Regions from separate parts of the Homo sapiens genome. Here region 2 is linked to region 1. Evidence: read pairs that join two places in POLR2A ChIA-PET (ENCODE). Cell type or tissue: GM12878. All regions are shown on one strand. Links, peaks and the distances in the headings refer to the core of each region. The heading gives the core; the rest is flanking DNA. Region 1 has its middle 11 kb from the start of FIGLA. Region 2 overlaps ANKRD53 (ankyrin repeat domain 53).

Region 1 (2,909 bases), core at 113-2,612:
CTGGATTTCATTGTCTATATCATTATCAGTATTTTTGTCAAAGCCATTCAACAAGTCTCTAGGAAGTTGGAAACTTTCCCACATTTTCCTGTCTTCTTCTGAGCCCTCAAAGCTGTTCCAATCTCTGCCTGTTAGCTAGTTACAAAGTCGCTTCCACATTTTCAGGTATCTTTTCAGCAACACCTCACTCCTGGTACCAATTTACTATGTTAGTCCCTTTTCATGCTGCTGATAAAGACGCACCCAGGACTGGGAAGTAAAAGAGGTTTCATTGAACTTACAGTTCCACATGGCTGGGGAGGCCTCAGAATCATGGTGGGAGATGAAAGGCATTTCTTACATGGCAGCAGCAAGAGAAAATGAAGAGATGCAAAAGTGGAAACCTCTGATAAAACCATCAGATCTCATGAGACTTATTCACCACCAAGAGAACAGTATGATGCAAATTATCTCCCACCGGGTCCCTCCCACAACAGGTGGGAATTATGGGAATACAATTCAAGATGAGATTTGGGTGGAGACACAGAGACAAACCACATCATCATCCAAACTCTCTGGGCTTTATCTCCCCATTTGTAAAGTGAGGGTTCTAATAGAGCCTTCCTCAGAAGTGAAGTGAGGAGTGAAGTAGGCCATCAGCAAAACAATCACGACTAATGCTTGCACAGTGGGATCCGTGTCCCATGCACTATCCTAAATTCGTCCTATGCATTGACTTTCCTAATTGTCACAGCACCCCCACGAAGGAGGTACTGTAGTTACTTCCATTTCACAGAAGAGGAAACTGAAACATGAAAGTCAATGAACCAGCTTTCCCAGCTAGAAAGGAATGAAAATGGGATCGGACCCAGAGTGTTTGGCCTCAGGGCCTGGGTCTATAACCTCCAAGCTCTCCTGCCTCCCATAACCCCCACCATGTTGTTAGTTAATGGTAGCATGATTTATGAACCAAATAGAAAGTCCAGAAATGTGGTTATCATACAGACAAATCCTAAGTGACCCAGGCTAAGGGGTGGTCAGAGCACCAATGCAGAAGCTACAATCAGAGCTGGTTGAGGAGACACTAAGGGGCTTGGCTCAGTTCCAGTGACCCCATGGCAGAAGTGTGATGAAAAGCTCATTGGGGTCATCTTGAAGAGGGCCTGGGATCCCAGTCCTGGCACCTGTATGGTGGAGAGTGGAAAATGCTTGTCAGGTCTAAGAAGTCAAAGATTGCAACAAAAGCAGGGCTTTGGGGAGATTCAAGAGGCAGTGAGATGCAGCTGCTTTGGGGAGTGAGGCAGGGTTGCACTATGGACAGCCTGCTGCTTGGGGCCCTGTCCTGCAGGAAGAAGCCAGATGGCATGGACCCTCTGGCTATCCTAAAGCACATGGACCCTCGTGCCTCCCAAGAGAAGCCAAGGCATCCTTACTCTTCCGTGACTCTCATTGGGGCCTGGGACTCTCACTGGGGATGGGGAGGTCCTTGGAGTTGGTTGCCTAAGCTGCAGCAGGAATTGCTGGCTGGCAAGGTGGAAAAATTTATAACTGGCTCTTATAAGTGAGAACAATACACAAAAGAGAGGGTCCTTCTGAGAGGCATGGTGGAGGCACACAGGAAGGGTTGGTCCCAGGCCCAAATTCATGTGTCAGAGCAGTGAATGCTGTGTGTATCTAGTGCATGAAAAGGGCTGGGCATTTGTTGGTAGACATCAAAATTACTGACTAAGCAAGTGTAGATTTTCCTCTAAACCAGTGACATCCCTCATCCTCAAAATGCTGTTACATCTTCCTCCAGAATGTGAGAAACTTCTCCCTGCCCCTGGAAAACCAGGTCTGAGAGTCATTTCGTAACAACTGTAATGTCTATAGCTTCTCCTACTTATGCTAGAGTCAGGCTGTCCCCTAAAGCACAATGAGTGGGACCCCAGACTCCACGGTGAGCCTCATGCCCGGAAAGACTAAAAATCTCTGGGAGAGAAGGCTGTGGGCACCTGAGTGTCAACATCATACCCTGTGTGGTGGCAGTTGTCTGTCACAGCCTGCTAGTGCCACCAAAACAACCCAAGGTCACAGAGAGTGGCAGCTGTACAGAGTTCCCACAGTGGAGGCAGGGCGGGCAGGCCCTCCAGTGAGACAAGCCGGCCACGTCCCCCAGGTCACCCGACAACTGCACTCTGTCTCCCCAGATGGTTCCAGTCAGTCTATGGAGAACTTCATTCCTCTGCCTCTCTCTTGAGGAAACTGCAGCTTTCGGAACCTCCCCTGAAGGAGAGAAGGGGGCAGCGGGGACATGAGAATTGACCCTGAGGAGTTGGCAGGAGGGAGTCCTTCCTGTTTACCCGCCCCAGTCCAGCCACTTCTTTGTTACCTTTAGACGGCAGGGCAAGGTTGGCTGGATTGATTATGACAGCTCCTTGCTGCTCCACACCATCACCTCTCCACAGGACTCCTTCCTGGGGTTGTGAGAAGGGGCTGAATGTACTAACTACCTCTGCTCCCTGCTAGAATGCTAGCCTCATGAGGGCTGGGATTTTTGTCTGTTTGGTTCACTGTTGAACCCCTAAAATCTAGAAGAGTGCTTGGTACATAGTAGAGGTGCAATGAACATTCCTTGAAGGAATAATTATTGATATAAAGTAAAATTCCCGAAGTAGATTTCATAGTTAATTGATCTTGGTGGCTGGGCTTGTAATCCCTGCACTTTGGGAGGCTGAGGTGTGCAGCTCACTTGAGGTCAGGAGTTCGAGACCAGCCTGGCCAACATGGAGAAACCTTGTCTCTACTAAAAATGCAAAAATTAGCCAGGCATAGTACATGCCTGTAATCCCAGCTATTCAGGAGGCTGAGGCAGGAGAATCGCTTGAACCCAGGAGGCAGAGATTGCAGTGAGCCGAGATCATACCACTGCACTCCAGCCTGGGTGACAG
Region 2 (2,909 bases), core at 210-2,709, 180 kb after region 1:
GGAGAAAGGCGCAGACCTCAATGCGTGAGTCCAGCCTGCTTCAGGAGGGAGGCTTCGGGCACAGGCACGGGCACAGCCCTACTTCCAGGCAGGCAAATCCATGCAGGACAAGCAGAGGGGTTGCTGGAGGTGACAAGGATTGGGTCCCACATAAAGCAGTCAGGAATCCACATGGTGTAATAAAGAGACTGGGCTTTAGCCGGGCATGGTGGCTCATGCCTATAATCCCAACACTTTGGAAGGCCGAGGCAGGCGGATCACCTGAGGTCAGGAGTTCAACACCAGCATGACCAACATGGAGAAACCCCATCTCTACTAAAAATACAAAATTAGCAGGGCATGGTGGCGCATGCCTGTAATCCCAGCTATTCGGGAGGCTGAGGCAGGAGAATTGCTTGAACCCAGGAGATGGAGGTTGCGGTGAGCTGAGATGGTGCCATTGCACTTCAGCCCGGGCAACAAGAGCGAGACTCCGTCTCAACAAAAAAAAAAAAAAAAAAAAGATTGGCCTTTAACAGACCTAGTCTACATCCCAGCTCTGCAACTTGCTAGCAGACAGCAGGACCTTAGGCAAGTCACTCAACCTCTATGCCCCAGTACTCTGGCTCCCAAACTTAGGTGTACATTGGAATTACCTAGGGAGCTTAAAAAATATGAACACCTGGCCGGGTGGCATGGTGGCATAGTCCCAGCTACTTGGGAGGCTGAGGCAGGAGAATCGCTTGAACCCGGGAGGTGGAGGTTGCGGTGGGCCGAGATTGCTCCAATGCACTCCAGCCTGGCAATAGAGCGAGACTGTCTCAAAAAATAAAAAATAAAAAAAATTAGGCTGGCCGCAGTGGCTCACGCCTGTAATCCCAGCACTTTGGGAGGCTGGGGCGAGCGGATCACGAGGTCAGGAGATCAAGAACATCCTGGCTAACATGGTAAAACCCCGTCTCTACTAAAAATACAAAAAAGTTAACCGGGCGTAGTGGCGGGTGCCTGTTGTCCCAGCTACTTGGGAGGCTGAGGCAGGAGAATGGCGTGAACCTGGGAGGCAGAGCTTGCAGTGAGCCAAGATCGTGCCACTGCACTCCAGCCTGGGCGACAGAGCGAGACTCCGTCTAAAAAAAAAAAATTAAAAAATATAAACACCTGTGTTCCAATCCAAAGGCTGTGATTTAATGGGTCTGTGGTGTGACCTGGGCTTGGGAAGTCAGAAAAGATCCCCAGGTGCTTCTAACTTGAAGCTAAGTTTGGGAACCTCTGTCTCAGTGTCTTCAACTGAAACTTGGGAGAATAGCAGTACCTATCACATGGGACTACTGTGATCACTGAAAAGTGCATGGCATATAGGAGACTGCATTCATTCAAAGTATCAAGTATGCACTATGTGCTAAGCACTATGCTAGAGTCACAGAAATGGTCCCTCTCCTCACGAAGCTGACATTCTAGTAAAGGAGCAGACAGTGAATTAGCAAACAAATAAATGAACAAAATCCTGACAGAGCATGGGAAGTGGTTATGAAAAAATAAACGGGGTGATGGTGTAGGGGGTAAAGCAGGTAGGGGGAGGATCTATTTTGGATGAAGCAATCACCTCTAAGGAGGTGACATTTAAATTGGAACCTGAAGACAGAGTGAGCCAGCCATGCAAAGAGCCAGGGAAAAGTGTTCCAGGTAGAGGTAACATCATATGCAAAGACCATGTGTTGGGAAAGAGTGGGCAAGGTCAAAGGATAAGATCGAGGAGGTTAGGCCCAGGTCATGCAGATCTTGTGGGCATACGGAATCTGGTGAGGCATAGGGAAAGGGCAGGGGGCTGGTTGGTTTAAGAGTGGATGAGGTTAGTGGTCTCTGAACCAAGCCAGCTCTCCTTCCAGCAGTTCTTAACTATCACATACCTTCTAAAGTCAGATTTTTACTGTTCACTTAGTCCAATTCCTCCCTTTACAGTAAAGGAAATTGAGGTGCCAAAAGGGACAGACATAGCTAGGATCACCCAGTGGACTGATGGTAGAGCAGGGCTTGGAAACTGGTGTGTCCATCTATCTGATGGACAGATGCTCTTTGTCTTTCCTTTCTGCCCTTATCCCCACTGGTGGGGCCTTCCACAGTCAGACATGCAACGGCTCCACGCCCCTGCACCTGGCAGCCCGTGACGGCTTGCTGGACTGTGTGAAGGTCCTGGTGCAGAGTGGCGCCAACGTCCATGCCCAAGATGCCATGGGCTACAAACCCATTGACTTCTGCAAAATATGGAACCACCGTGCCTGTGCCCGGTGAGAGTGTGAGAACCACCTGGAGCCTGCCCACCCCCTTCCCCTCCCCCAGCCTTTTCCCTAGGGCCCTCACCACAGCTGAGCCTTTAAGGGGAGGGTTGGGAAGCCAGACAGCTGGAGGATGCGCCTACTGCCCAGGATATTTTGGATGAGGCAATCACCTCATCACCTGGGCTTGGGGGTAAGTCTGCCCAGGTCCCCTGCTCTCTGGGTTGATCACTGCCCTCCTTTCCTGCCCTGGGGCCCCTGGCTCCTCAGCAGGAGGGTGGTGACCAGGTCATCAAGGACTTTCGTCTTTCACCTAAAGGAAGTAGGGAGCCAGAGGGCCCCGGGCAATGGGGATGGCTCATCTTGCTCCTCTCCCTCTGGCCACTCCCCTCATCCCCATCCAAGCCCTCAGCAGCAGCCAGTCTTCCCAGCCCAGGTGGAAGCTCTGTCACTGTGGGATGACACCCCCGCCCTGACCTTGGCACCAGGTTCTTGAAGGATGCCATGTGGAAAAAGGACAAGAAGGACTTTGCCCGTGAGATGACGAAAATGAAGATGTTCAAGAGCCAGCTGACCCTCATGGAGCACAACTACCTGATTGAGTATCAAGTAAGGGGGACAGCAGGGGGGCCAGGGGACAGCTGCTATCCAGGCATG

Evidence for each region. ChIA-PET counts read pairs that join two places held together with the same protein. Peaks named below come from ENCODE experiments on the same cell type or tissue, not always from the same donor. Only the 100,000 strongest peaks of a DNase experiment are listed, where the experiment ranks them.
Region 2: POLR2A ChIA-PET joins it to region 1 with 7 read pairs; 2 of 35 experiments call an interaction of 5 or more read pairs at or near these places.

Annotation. Positions count from the first base shown.
Region 1 is chr2:70,799,719-70,802,627 of GRCh38, forward strand. No RefSeq gene overlaps it. Among named protein-coding and RNA genes, the nearest start is that of FIGLA, 11 kb to the left of the region's middle. RefSeq lists an enhancer at 368-922. In GM12878, for the core only: no CTCF peak of the experiment used is centred there; no DNase peak of the experiment used is centred there.
Region 2 is chr2:70,979,837-70,982,745 of GRCh38, forward strand. It overlaps ANKRD53 (ankyrin repeat domain 53), which reads left to right. Exons shown (of 6, transcript NM_001115116.2): 3 at 1-24; 4 at 2,100-2,264; 5 at 2,741-2,861. All of the region lies in intron 1 of LOC105374795 (a long non-coding RNA gene), which reads right to left. Among named protein-coding and RNA genes, the nearest start is that of ANKRD53, 2.7 kb to the left of the region's middle. In GM12878, for the core only: no CTCF peak of the experiment used is centred there; no DNase peak of the experiment used is centred there.